Regions from separate parts of the Homo sapiens genome. Here region 2 is linked to region 1. A link is an interaction called in ENCODE POLR2A ChIA-PET data of the cell type or tissue named here. Cell type or tissue: GM12878. All regions are shown on one strand. Links, peaks and the distances in the headings refer to the core of each region. The heading gives the core; the rest is flanking DNA.

Region 1 (7,308 bases), core at 1,422-6,421:
GCAGAGCAAGGAGTAATCACTAATTCTAAGTGAAATATTAAGGACTGTAAGTGGCCAGGCAGGTGGCCAGTGAGCTAAGCAGAAGTCCTGCAAGCTGAATTCTATGAGAATTTCCTCAGAAACCTTGCTGTCCTCTAGGATGATGTGGACTGCTGCCTATGGCTGCAGCTGTTGTGCTGTGTGACACTGTGATTTTGAATAGGTAGAACAGCGAAAAGAGGGGCATAAGTAAGGGATATTTAGGTTATAAACAGTCTGACTGGGTAGAGGAGGGTTTGCATGGGAAGAAAGGGTTAGGACAGTTTGGTCAGGTGGTAGAAGAATTTGGAAGCTAGGCTGAGGAATTTGGATTTACCCTGTGAGCCAGTGGGAGCCATGGAAGGTCCTGGAGCAGAGAAGTAGCGTGGTGGTAGATTCCAGCCAGGTCACTTGTTTTCAGCATTCTTTTCAGGCCTTCCTATGAAGAGAAAGTGCCAGGGGAGAAGTGAGTTTCGGAGTGAACCCAGAGGGGTGGTGTGGCTGATGGGCACTGGAGACAAACAGGCCTGCCTCCTCTCCCAGATCCACCACTTTCTAGTCAAGGCATCTATCCTTCAGAGACTCATTTCCTCCAGCAGAGGGAAATAGTTCTTTCTTGCTCCTTTAAACGGCATTGGCAGATAGTGTGAGTGGTGCCTATGGGAGCCACCACTACAGAGCCCAGTGTGAGGGATTTCTAGAGGCTCAGGTTAGATACCAACCGTACCCCCAAAAAGACAGACGAGCTGAGTCCTTAAGAGGAGGTGGGGAGATATGGGTGAGAGTAGAGGAGATTATGAGGTTTGGTTGGTGGTTGCGTCATCTGTTTCCTTCCACTCATGCAAGGTTTTTTATTTTTGTGGTGTGGAGCTGCTTCCTAGTTTTTTTTTTTTTTTTGAGACTGAGTCTCTCACTCTGTCACAGGCTGGAGTGCAGTGGCCTGATCTCAGCTCACTGCAACCTCCACCTCCTAGGTTCAAGCGATTCTCCTGCCTCAGCCTCCTGAGTAGCTGGGATTACAGGCGCCCACCATCGTGCCTGGCTAATTTTTTTGTATCTTCAGTAGAGATGGGGGTTTCATCATGTTGGCCAGGTTGGTCTCGAACTCCTGACCTTGTGAATCGCCCACCTCGGCCTCCCAAAGTGCTGGGATTACAAGCATGAGCCACCGCGCCTGGCCCGATTTCTTTAAGAGGTTTAGAACAATGGTTCTCACCCCTGGCTGCACATTAGTATCAACTGAGGAACATTTAAGACCTGCTGGCCAGGTGTGGTGGCAGTGGCTCGCGCTTGTAATCCCAACACTTTTGGAGACTGAGGCAGGTGGGATCACCTGAGGTCAGGAGTTCGAGACCATCCTGGCCAACATGGTAAAATCCCGTCTCTACTAAAATTGCAAAAATTAGCCAAGCATGGTGGTGTGCGCCTGTAGTCGCAGCTACTTGGGAGGCTGAGGTACGAGAATCGCTTGAACCTGGGAGACAGAGGCAGAGGTTACAGTGAGCCAAGATTGTGAATTTTACTCCAGCCTGGGCAACAAAGTGAGACTCTGTCTCAAAGAAAAGGAAAAAAAAAAAAAGAAAAAACAGAAGACCCGCTAATGCCTGTGCCCAGGCCAGACAAATTAAATCAGAATCTGTGAGGGCACAAGTGTAGGTATCTTTTCAAGTTCTCTAGGTGATTCTAGAATGCAGCAGGGTTGAGATGCTCTGCCTTAGGGGTAGAGAGGTGGGAACACTGACAGGTTCTGCAAAACATCTCTGAACAGCTGCTGGTGTCTTTTTCTGTACTTCAAGTTTCACGGCACATCTGATAGCTGTGCCGAAAGGGAAGAGAGAATTACGTGGGCTAGGCTGGTTTGAAGGTTTGCGTAAGTTTTGGCTTGAGCGACTTAACACGTTTATTTCAAAGTAATTTGTGTTTGTAGCCTCACTAAAGTAATTTGGGGCCAGAAAGGTTCAAAATACGTTTTCCTACTTAGTTTTCCTAAAATTTCACCAAACCGAGGTACCTTTGAGTACCTACTACTGTGCAGTGAAATCCCACATACCCTTTCAGAAACTCAGGAAAACAAATTGCAAATGGGGATGCTTACTTGGAAAATGGCACGGCCAGTGTTGGGAGCATTAATCAATTCCAAAGGTGTGGGAATAACAGCCCCCACCTCTGCACCCTCAGGTAAGAGTCAGTGGGTCTACATCATTGGGGTGAACCAGCTCAGTCCATGGACTAGTGAGGACTCCCACCTTTCCAAATTGCAGAAAGAGCCTGGCCTCAGGACTTCCCCGGGTTGCCAGCTATGTCTGGCAGGTTGGAGGGTCTTGGGAGTCAGCAGGACTTGGGTTCCAGTTCCCAGCCAGCTGCATCCTAGCTATGCCACCTTGGATAGCTCATTCGATCTCGCTGAGCTGAGATCTACCACCTAGGGTGGCTGTGAGGATTAATGAGAAGTATTGGGTTAGGGGCTTAGCAAAATTCCCAGCACATGATCAGTACTGGTTTTAAGTTAATTATCTCTTTTCCTCCCTCACTTAAGTCAGAAATCACGTGGTCCTGGTGCAAGTGCATTTCCAGTTTGAAAAACTTCAGCACCAGACCTCAGTGATTTGCCAGAATGCCCACATGCTAGGGCTTGACACAGCAGCCTCCCTGGCATGCCAAGATAGGGGGTGTTGTGTCAAGAGGAGGGGCAGAAAGGAGTGGGCCCTTTGGGGAAGTGGCAGCAGATGGCAGGGTTTGGTGGCAGGCTGAAATCCGTCTGACTCAGGTCTGCCCTGCAGGGCTGTTAGCTCTCCTTTCCATGCCTGATGGGCCTTGGTGCTTTATCTTCTCTTTTATGTACTCTGTCGATCCTGTTCCACATCGGAGAGGGCAGTAAAGATGGGAATGATTCATTGGAGGATCCCAGGCTGCTGACTCCAGCTCAGGAGGTAGAGGCCTGACTTCAAATGTCGAGTTTCTGCTGGTCTCCAGGGCTCTCTTCTCTTTACTTTAATAAGAGCTACAGCTTGGTTGCAAGCAGTAGGCAGCTGTGTTTTTTTTTTCTTTTTTTTTGAGACGGAGTCTTGCTCTGTTGCCAAGGCTGGAGTGCAGTGGTGCAATCTCGGCTCACCACAACCTCCGCCTCCTGGGTTCAAGTGATCCTCCTGCCTAAGCCTCCCATGTAGCTGGGACTACAGATGCGTACCTCCATGCCCGGCTAATTTTTGTATTTTTAGTAGAGACGGGGTTTCACTATGTTGGCCAGGCTGGTCTTGAACGCCTGACCTTGTGATCCACCTTCCTCAGCCTCCAAAGTGCTGGGATTAGAGGCGTGAGCCACTGCGCCCGGCCTCTTTTTTTTTTTTTGTTCACAGCATTGGAAACTTGAGGTGAAAACAGTTCCCTTTTGATTAGGCTGGTTGGTATATCGAGCAATCTAGAAAACTTCAGGCTGGGCGCGGTGGCTCACACCTGTAATCCCAGCACTTTGGGAGGCTGAGGCAGGCAGATCATGAGGTCAAGAGATGGAGACCATTCTGGCCAACATGGTGAAACCCCGTCTCTACTAAAAATACAAAAATTAGCCGGGCGTGGCGGCACACGCCTGTAGTCCCAGCTACGTGGGAGGCTGAGGCAGGAGAATCATTTGAACCTGGGAGGCAGAGGTTGCAGTGAGCCGAGATTGTGCGACTGCACTCCAGCCTGGGCAACAGAGCGAGACTCTGTCTCAAAAAAAAAAAACAAAAACTAAGACATAAACACACACATTAGCCTGGGCCTACACAGTATCAAGATCATCAGTATGACTGTCTTCCACTTCCACATCCTGTCCCACTGGAAGGTCTTCTGGGGCAATAACACACATGGAGCTCTCCTATGATAGCAATGCCTTCTGGACACCTCCTGAAGGACCTGTCTGAGGCTGTTTTACAGTTACCTTTCATTTCTAAGTAGAAGGAGTATACTCTGAAATAACTATAAAAAGCAGTAGGTTTATTTACACCACCATACTACAAACACATGAGTAATCCATTGCGCTATAATGTTAAGACATCTGTGATGTCACTAGGCAATAGAAATGTTTTTAGCTCCATTATAATCTTATTAGACCTTGGCCAGGCGTTGTGGCTGACACCTATATGTAATCCTAGCACTTTGGGAGGCCAAGGTGGGCGGATCACTTTGAGGTAAGGAGTTACAGACCAGCCTGGCAAACATGGTGAAACCCCATCTCTACTAAAAATACAAAAATTAGCCTGGCTTGGTGGTGGGCACCTGTAATCCCAGCTACTTGGGAAGCTGAGGCAGGAGAATTATATGAACCCGGGAAGCAGAGGTTGCAGTGAAGTGAGATCATGCCACTGCATGCCACTGCATGTCACTCCAGCCTGGGTGACAAAGTGAGACTCTGTCTCAAAACAAAAAAACAAAAAAACAAAAAAACCAAGAAAGAAAACCTAATCTTACTGGACCATCATGATATTTGTGGTCTGTTGTGACTGAAATGTCATTATGCAGTGCATAACTATATATACTTTGTGGAATAATTGAATCAAGCCAATGAACATATTATCACTTCATGTAGTTATCATTTCTTTGTGGTGAGAACATTTAAAATCCACTGTTTTAGTCATTTTGATATATGCATTATTATTGACTACAATCACCATGGTGTGCAGTAGATCACCACAGCATATTCTTCGTGTCTTACTTGAAACCTTCCACCAGCATCATCTCTTTCTTGGTCTACTCCCACTGCCACCCTGTGGTAACCACCATCCTACTCTACTTCTGGAGGCTCATTCTTAATGTTCCTTTACAGGGGAAATACAATGGGTATGGGTGGTGCCTTGGGGCTACCAGTAACTAAGCGCACCCTGTAGGTAGACATGCACATGCTACAAATGGTGTTGCATGTAGGATAGCAGTGGGCCACGGTCCAGGGCAGGTGACAGCAGAAGTAACTCCCACTCCATCCTGTATCCCAAGCCTCCATGGGCTGGTGTGACCTCTTCTACTCACCTGATCCCCAGTTTCTCAACCTTGGTACTTTGACATTTGGGGTCAGATGGCTCTTTGTTGTGGGGGTCTCCTGTGCATTACAGGACATTTAGCAGCATTCCTGGCCACTACCTATTAGGTAGCACTCCTGTCCCCTGTGACAACCTAAAATGTTTCCAGGCATTACCAGATGTCTGCTGAGCAGAATCACCCCCGCTTTTAAGAACACTGACCTAAACATAGAGTGTCTTGGCAGAAACATTAACTAGGATATCATTTTGGGATGTCACAGCCTGACATCAGGACGCAGGCATTGTCTTGCTGCTACTGCTTCCCATATGCCAAATGCTTTCCCCAAACATTATTGCTTGTTTTAAAGCCAAGTTTATTTTTTTAATCTAAATTATATCTATACACAGGAAAGGAATGGAATGCAGTACCTTTTTCGTCAGAATGCACTTTTCTGTTGAGAATCATTTCCCCAGCATGAACAAAGCACGGGTTTGGAACGTGATAGGTGCTTAGTCCATGCTCACAATTGGCAGCAACATCTTCATAAAAACACATGTCCAAACTTTAAACTCAAAGCTATGTAGTTTATATGTGTTTATATAAAGGAGACCAGCAAATGCTTACTTAGTAGCTTCTAAGTGCCCAACATTGAGCTGGAATTTTAAACATTAAAATTATTCCTCTGATGGCCAGGCGCAGTGGCTCACGCCTGGAATCCCAGCACTTTGGGAGGGCGAGGTGGGCAGATCACGAGGTCAGGAGATCGAGACCATCCTGACCAACATGGTGAAACCCCCTCTCTACTGAAAATACAAAAATTAGCCAGGCATGGTGGTGCGTGCCTGTAAATCCCAGCTACTCGGGAGGCTGAGGTGGGAGAATCGCTTGAACTAGGGAGTCAGAGGTTGCAGTGAGCCGAGATCGCGCCACTGCACTCCAGCCTGGCCACAGAGTGAGACTCTGTCTCAAAAAAAAAAAAAAAGAAAAAAAATTATTCCTCTGATACATGAAGCAATCGATGCGCAAAGTGATTTTTGTGATTTAACATTTTTTCCCTCTAGACATAAAAAAAACATGTTTATGTGTAGTTGTTTGGAGTTATCCAATTATACATGCCAATTTACATTTCTATAAGAATGTAAAAGCCAAGAAAATGTGTCAGTAAAACGAACCTAAGTTGACAAGAACATTTAAATGCTAAAGGACTGATCTCCAAATGTAAGACTGTCAGTTGTTTTTAGCATTTTATCTTTATGTATTCAGAAATAATTGCATTAGCTTATTGCTTAAGAGATTTGCCTGAGGCTGGGCATGGTAGCTCATGCCTATAATCCCAGCACTTTGGGAGGCTGAGACAGAAGAATTGCTGGAGGCCAGGAGTTCGAGACCAGCCTGAGCAACATACTGAGACCCCGTTTCTACAAAAAATTTAAAAATTAGCTGGAGTTGGTGGAGCGCACCTGTAGTCCTAGCCACTCAGGAGGCTGAGGTGGGAGGACTGCTTGAGCCCAGGAGGTCGAGGCCGCATGCCATTGTACTCTAGCGTGGATGACAGAGTAACACCTTATCTTTAAAAAAAAATAGAGGGAGAGATTTGTCACACTACACAAGTCAGTTTTGAAATGTTTTATAACCCCATATAAAACCATGCCAAGTACATAATAATTGAGCGGATATTGTTGAACGTTGAATGTACCATCCTTAACATAATCCAGGAGAGGCAGAAGTTCCTGCTTATTTGGAATTTATCAGTCTTTGCCAAATAAACAGCATATAAATGAATGATAGTGTAATACGATCAATTTTAAAATGTAGTTACCAGGTTAACGTCTCATTTGGCTTTATTTTCTAAATAACCTATTTAAATCAGTGGAATCAATTCAGTAGAAAGGATTTGTTGAGTAGTGACCGTGAGTAATGCCTATATGATACCACTCAAAGTTAGTAAAACAGGCTGGGCGCAGTGGCTCATACCTGTAATCCCAGCTCCAGGCTGGGCACAGTGGCTCATACCTATAATCCCACCTGTAATCCCAGGGTGGGCAGATCACTTGAGTCCAGGAGTTTGAGACCAGCCTGGGCAACATGGTGAAACACCGTCTCTACAAAAAATACAAAAATTAGCCGAGGGTGGTGGTGCATGCCTGTGGTCCCAGCTACTTGGGAGGTTGAGGCAGGAGGATTGCTTGAACCCGGGAGGTGGAGGTTACAGTGAGCTGAGATTGCACCATTGCACTCCAACCTAGGCAACAAAGTGAGACCCCGACTGAAAAAAAAAAAAAAAGTTAATAAAAC
Region 2 (7,308 bases), core at 718-5,717, 150 kb after region 1:
CTGAAGACTCTTTCTTCATGAATAGTGACTACAAAGGGATCTAGTGAGTTTGGAGGATATTTTGTTGTGGTTTGGGAGATTAATGGTTGAGAAAGTGCCTCTTCTCCCCACTTGCATTTTTTGTGTGTGCATATGTCTCCCTATTTTTCTATTCCTTTGGTGTAAGGTATATTTTACTTGCCTATACCTGAAGTCTCTGTCTGCCTTTCTTTTTTCTTTCTTCCTTTTTTTTTTTTTTTTTCGAGACAGGGTCTTGCTCTTTTCCCTAGGCTGGAGTGCAATGGCGTGATCTCGGCTCATGACTTTCCAAGCTCAGGTGATTGTCCCACCTCAGCCTCCTGAGTAGCTGAGACGATAGGTGGGCACCAACATGTGTGGCTAATATTTTGTATTTTTTGTAGAGATGGAGTTTTGTCATGTTGCCCAGGCTGGTCAGCAACTCCTGGGCTCAAGTGATCCACCCTCCTTGGCCTCCCAAAGTGCTGGGATTACAGGTGTGAGCCACCACACCTGGCCTATTTTTTTCGTAAATAGTATTTCTAAAACTGAAGGTATGTTTTTTAAGAGAAGCTTGCTTCTCAGAATTAAAGGCCAGATTGCAGCATTAATGTTACAAAAGTGAATACACTATCAGATTATGAAATTTTATGGCTGCTGTAAGCTTTTGGGTATGTGATGCTTTTCTGGCTTGGTTGTATTGACTAAACTGTATATTTTAACTTAGTATTTGAAAGTATCACTTCCATGAAAAAGTTACCAAGATTAGGTCTGCACAGTTTTTAATTTAATTTAAATAATTTTTTTTTTTTGGAGACAAAATCTCTCTGTGTCGCCCAGGCTGAAGTGAAGTGGCATGATCTTGGCTCACTGCAGCCTGTGCCTCCTGGGTTCAAGTGATTCTCATACCTCAGCCTCCCAAGTAGCTAGGACTACTCAGGCCACCACACCCAGTGAATTTTTTTTTTTTTTTTTTTGTATTTTTAATAGAGATGGGGTCTTGCCATGTTGCCCAGGCTGGTCTTGAACTCCTGAGCTCAGGCAATCTGCCTGCCCCGGCCTCCCAAAGTGCTAGGATTACAGGTATGAGCCACTGTACCTGGCCCAAATTTTTATTTTAAAAACAAATTTCATAGTTTGTTCCTTTTGTTTGAGGGGGAGAAACCAAAGAAATATTGAAAGTAAATGTCTATATTATCAGATCATTTTAATTCTATCTAATGTTAAATTAAATTCAGAAAAATGCAAGCCTTAAAAAAAAATCAGAAAAAAATAAGTGTATTTTAGCGTGGCTTTTCCCTTCCCACATATATTCTGGCCTGAAAACTCTATAGATAATGGGCCTGAAATGATTTGGCTCTGGAAGTCAATGCCCTGTATTCTTAGCATAAGTCTTTAAAGAGAAATTGGATTTCTCCTTTTTTTTTCTATTGAAAGCAAATGTTAGATCACTTCATCTGGGTGGGTTTATTGCTGGTAGTAAAGTCATTTTGCATTAGAGGATTACTAAATACATTATAGCCTGAAAGAATCTTGGGCTTTGCTCAGTATCACTTACTTTCTTAATTTGTCAAAGTTAGTATTTAAAAATTTCAGATGACTGATCATTTCTTTACAAATTTCAGATGACTGACCCAGTCACATTAAATGTAGGTGGACACTTGTATACAACGTCTCTCACCACATTGACGCGTTACCCGGATTCCATGCTTGGAGCTATGTTTGGGGGGGACTTCCCCACAGCTCGAGACCCTCAAGGCAATTACTTTATTGATCGAGATGGACCTCTTTTCCGATATGTCCTCAACTTCTTAAGAACTTCAGAATTGACCTTACCGTTGGATTTTAAGGAATTTGATCTGCTTCGGAAAGAAGCAGATTTTTACCAGATTGAGCCCTTGATTCAGTGTCTCAATGATCCTAAGCCTTTGTATCCCATGGATACTTTTGAAGAAGTTGTGGAGCTGTCTAGTACTCGGAAGCTTTCTAAGTACTCCAACCCAGTGGCTGTCATCATAACGCAACTAACCATCACCACTAAGGTCCATTCCTTACTAGAAGGCATCTCAAATTATTTTACCAAGTGGAATAAGCACATGATGGACACCAGAGACTGCCAGGTTTCCTTTACTTTTGGACCCTGTGATTATCACCAGGAAGTTTCTCTTAGGGTCCACCTGATGGAATACATTACAAAACAAGGTTTCACGATCCGCAACACCCGGGTGCATCACATGAGTGAGCGGGCCAATGAAAACACAGTGGAGCACAACTGGACTTTCTGTAGGCTAGCCCGGAAGACAGACGACTGATCTCCGACCCTGCCACAGGTTCCTGGAAAGACTCTCCAGGAAATGGAAGATACTGATTTTTTTTTTTAAATCACAGTGTGAGATATTTTTTTTCTTTTAAATAGTTGTATTTATTTGAAGGCAGTGAGGACCAGAAGGAAGTTTTGTGCTTTGGCAGACTCCTCCATGTTTTGTTCCCTTCCCCCTGAGTATGCATGTGCCTGTTCAGAGTCTCCAGATACCTTTTTTATAAAAAGAAGTCTGAAAATCATTATGGTATATAATCTACCCTTAACAGAGCTTTTCTTATTACAGTGCTAAAATGATTTCTGATAAAATGGTCCCTAACTCAACTAGAAGGCTAAAAATACAAGAATGAAAGAATAAGCAGAGTACTCATGATGCCTTTGAGAAAAATCAAAACATCATGTAGGGTGACCTAGTTTCCAAACCAATAAATAAGTAGTATTGTAATATTAAAGGAAAACTGTTCCAATCATTTAAAAGTACTTATTAAGTACTGCTTTTTACAGTTATGACAACTGTTTCTTTCTATGCATATAAATCAAGGAACCAAATATCTGTAGCCATGGAAATGTCTGACTAGAAATATTTATATTGAATTCTGAATACAAAATGTCCCTGTGGTAGAAAACTTACTCTTTATGCCTGGTGCAGTATAATTCCCAAGTGTACTGTCTACCAGAAAAAAAAAACAAAACTAATAAAAAATGAAATATGAAAATTAAGTTTGTATTTATTGATTATTATTACTTAAGGGGAGAAAATCATATTTCTTGTCTAAAATATGCATTGTTTATGTCCCAGTGTTTACTGCCCATAGCACATTTGTATTTGATTTGAGAGGACACAGTGGGATCTTAGGTTGCAGTTTATAAGAACTGTTGCGTCACTGAAACAAGGATGGATGGAATTATTAATTTTGACTAAAAGGGTGCATATTTGAACAGTGAACATACAGTTTTTCATATTTTTTCAAAAGAATTTATGTTGAAGGTTACAGATTTTACTTTAATTGCCCACAGTTCTATGACCATTATTTCAGTTTTGTGCTAAGCACAGGAACAAAATGACTTTAGCCCTTTATGCTCATGTTTTGTGGTAATCGACAAATGTATTTTGTTAACAAAGTTAAGTTTATTTCTGAAGAGAAGAAACAAACTGCAGTGAATGAATGACCTAGAACGGTTGGAGAAATGCACGTACTTGGAGAAATACACGTACTTTTATTTATTTCACTGTAGTCTTATTTTGCATAGTTCATGTGCTTCTATTTCTTGAAAGTAACTCATAGGAAGGATTATTTTAATTGTACTGAGACTTCCTACTTTGTTAGACCACAGTATAAAAGGAAGTCATGTAATTTATTCCCTATTTTCTAAGGGAAGAGTGGAGCTCTGAGGCTGTGTGCCCTGGGGCAAGCAGGCCACTCCTTTTCTCCTTCTCTCTGTGAGAATATTCTGAGGTTCTCTCTCTGCAAGGAAGATGACAACACTTCCTTATGTCTATTTTTGCCCACGTCTCTGAAAATTTATTTTAAAATGTGACAAATGACCCACATCCAGAAACCTGTAATTACCCTATTTTCACCATCTTCAAACTAAGATCCTTTGATGTTATTGACAGGTTGCTGTGGTTTCAGTAAATCAATATACGAGTACAAGGTTATCATTTTGGAAAATTATCTTGTATTTAAAATTGATTTGATAGTTACCTTAAAAAAAAAAAAGGCCCAACCAGTTACGTGTTGTTGAGCTAGCTGAGGTCAATATGAAATAAAATGATTTGGGTTGAAAACAAGTGGGGAAATAGGAATAATACTAGTTTCCAGTTTTTATTTTTATTTTATTTTTAAATGATTTTTATTTATTTATTTTTGAGACAGAGTCTCACTCTTGTCACCCAGGCTGGAGTGTAGTGGCGCGATCTTGGCTCACTGCAACCCGTGCCTCCCAGGTTCAGGTGATTCTCCTGCTTCAGCCTCCTGAGTAGCTGGGATTACAGGTGTGCGCCACCATGCCCGGCTAATTTTTGTATTTTTAGTACAGATAGGGTTTCACCATGTTGACCATGCTGGTTTTGAACTCCTGACCTCAGGTGATCCACCTGCCCTGGCCTCCCGAAGTGCTGGGTTTACAGGTATGAGCCACTGCGCCCATCCCAAGTTTTTAAAAGTTAAAAACTTATGAGGCCTCTTCCTTGTCCTGTTTACTGGAGATAAGTTTGCTTTTGGTAAATTTTCTCAAATTTACTGATTATTAACAATGAAATGATTGTTTATATGAGTAAATTAGGAAAAGTAGCCAGCTGAATTTTTTTTTTTTTTTTTTTTTTTTTTGCCATTTTACTTGTCTAGTGACATTTAGAGTGTTTTGTCTAATTGGGCAATTGAAAATGATATGAAAAATGTAGCTTCATTTTATTTGGGTAACTTGAGACAGTTATGTCTTTTAATGAAATTTTAAATCATCACTGTGGAAGAGTTGATTTTTAAAAAATGATAGTTGCATTCTTAGAGCTGTATTTTATTTAGATTACAGCAAGTATACGCACTTAGGAGGATTGTGTGTGTGCATGTATGTGTGTCCTTTTAAACCCAAGGATAAATGTGTGCGAAAAACACACTAACTAATGAGCCTATTGGCTTTTGCTAGATCTACAGCAAAATCCTTGTATTTAACCAAATAGATGCTATAAATGGACAGTGGTACGGTTTTTTTACTGTGGGAAATTTCTTTCTTTTTCTTTTTCGAGATAGGTTCTTACTCTGTTGCTCAGGCTGGAATGCAGTGATGTGATCACGGCTCACTGCAGCCTCAACCTCCTGGGCTCAGGCAATCAGCCTCCCTATAGCTGGGACCACAGGCATGTACCCCCATGCCTGGCCAGTTTTTTTTTTTTTTTTTTTTTTGAGGCGGACTCTCGCTCTGTCACCCAGGTTGGAGTGCAGTGGCGCGATCTCGGCTCACTGCATCCTCCGCCTCCCGGGTTCACACCATTCTCCTTCTTCAGCCTCCCAAGTAGCTGGGACTACAGGCGCCCACCACTACGCCTGGCTACTTTTTTTGTATTTTTAGTAGAGACGGGGTTTCACCGTGTTAGCGAGGATGGTCTCGATCTCCTGACCTCGTGATCCACCTGCCTCGGCCTCCCAAAGTGCTGGTATTACAGGCGTGAGATAGTTATTTTTGTAGAGATGGCATCTCTCTATGTTGCTCAGGCTGGTCTCGAACTTCTAGGCTCAAGTGATCCTCTCATCTTGACCTCCTAATGTGTTGGGATTACAGGCATGATCCACCACGCCCCACTGGAAATTGCAAACACATTCAGAAGTAGAGAGGATAGTGTAATGAACACTCATGTACCTGCCCATTGACCAGCTTCAACAACTGTTCACTTTGGCTTTTTTCTCCTATGGATTATTTTGAAGTAAATCACAGATATTATTTCACATATATCACTTCAGACTGTATCTAAAAGATAATGACTCTAAAACATAAATATCTAATTTAAAATTTTAATGTTGCATATATGCCATAGTACCATTATCACATGATGGTGCTGGTTGCTTCTTGAATACTGTTGGTTATTTCATAGCTTGGATCTCCAACTTTGTAAAAGTGGTCTTATATATTCCTCATAGGCAGGGTTCTCCTGTTTGTAGAAAGAAACGCATTATTAACACAGTACATTTCTGCCAGGATTAATGACTTTCACTTTCAAATTAAGTCTCTAGCTTCAAAAAGTAACATTACGTAAGATTCTTAATTTTAAAAATTATTTCTAAGACTCATTTTGTGTGAACATATGGAGAAACATTTTTTCCAAAGGGCATCCTTCCTTTTCTCATGCAGATTTTAAATTGTGGATGCAGGTGGCCAATTAAAAACACAGCTTATCACTTGCTTTTGGAATTTCATACAAATAAAAGGCTTGACTCTTTGAGGCTCTCTGAAACTGAACATTAATCACAAAGCAAGGAACCAGATAGGGATCATATAAGCAGTATTCTAGGTCCGACTAGGTTATCCTCATTATGCTGTAATTCAGTGTCTTGATTCTTTGTTTCTTAGTTCTAGTCTCATCTTTTATAATATTTACTTTGTGTGTGTGTGTGTGCCTGTCTACACTAAAACTGTAAGCTCCTCGAACACTGGGCTTTTGACTGTTTTTTTTTGGAGACAGTATTGCTCTGTTGCCCAGGCTGGAGTGCAGTGGTGCGATTTTGGCTCACTGCAACTTCCGCCTCCTGGGTTCAAGCGATTCTTGTGCCTCAGCCTCCCGAGTACCTTGGATTACAGGGGTGCACCACCACACCTGGCTAATTTTTGTATTTTTAATAGAGACGGAGTTTTGCCATGTTGGCCAGGTTGGTCTCAAACTCCTAACCTCAAGTGATCCACCCGCCTCAGCCTCCCAAAGTGCTGGGATTACAGGCTTGAGCCACTGCACTCAGTCTGGGTTTATGACTCTTGTTCTCCAGTGTATCTTCAGTATCTAGAATAGTTTTTGGCACAAAGTATGTACTTAGTAAATATTTGTTGAATTGTTGAATGAATGAATCAGTAGATGTATTTAATGCATCTAACTCCTACTTGGACACATTTTTACAATAGAATAATTGGGGAAAAACAGGATTTTTGTTTTGAAATTATCCCCAATGATTCTTCCCTTAAACCAAGAAAGCACATCATCCTGTCCAGGAATAAAGCTCAACGCTGCCCCAGACAGAAGAGAGCTTCTCCTATGATTCTAAGATGTTTACCTTAGCATAGCACTTTTCTTTTGGTAGAAAAATGTCAGTGAAATATATTCCTGTCTGTACTTTTATGTCTACAGGGTGTGTTTCAACATAGCTGCTGTTTTATTTAAAATATCTGCCAGGCATGGTGGCTCACACCTATAATCCCAGCACTTTGGGAGGCTGAGGCAGACGGATCATTTGAGGTTAGGAGTTTGAGACCAGCCTGGCCAACATGGTGAAACCCCATCTCTACTA

The links. Peaks named below come from ENCODE experiments on the same cell type or tissue, not always from the same donor. Only the 100,000 strongest peaks of a DNase experiment are listed, where the experiment ranks them.
Region 2: POLR2A ChIA-PET joins it to region 1 with 6 read pairs; 2 of 35 experiments call an interaction of 5 or more read pairs at or near these places.

The regions. Positions count from the first base shown.
Region 1 is chr3:58,353,550-58,360,857 of GRCh38, forward strand. The region is part of intron 1 of PXK (PX domain containing serine/threonine kinase like); the gene reads left to right. It overlaps LOC105377106 (a long non-coding RNA gene), which reads right to left and starts at 794. Exons shown (of 3, transcript XR_940876.3): 1 at 746-794; 2 at 356-457. In GM12878, for the core only: no CTCF peak of the experiment used is centred there; no DNase peak of the experiment used is centred there; H3K4me3 peaks cover 757 bases; H3K27ac peaks cover 754 bases.
Region 2 is chr3:58,499,324-58,506,631 of GRCh38, forward strand. KCTD6 (potassium channel tetramerization domain containing 6) reads left to right here. Exons shown (of 3, transcript NM_001128214.2): 3 at 1,623-3,033. The coding sequence ends at 2,309. ACOX2 (acyl-CoA oxidase 2) reads right to left here. Exons shown (of 15, transcript NM_003500.4): 15 at 5,813-5,963. The coding sequence ends at 5,901. Among named protein-coding and RNA genes, the nearest start is that of KCTD6, 11 kb to the left of the region's middle. In GM12878, for the core only: no CTCF peak of the experiment used is centred there; no DNase peak of the experiment used is centred there.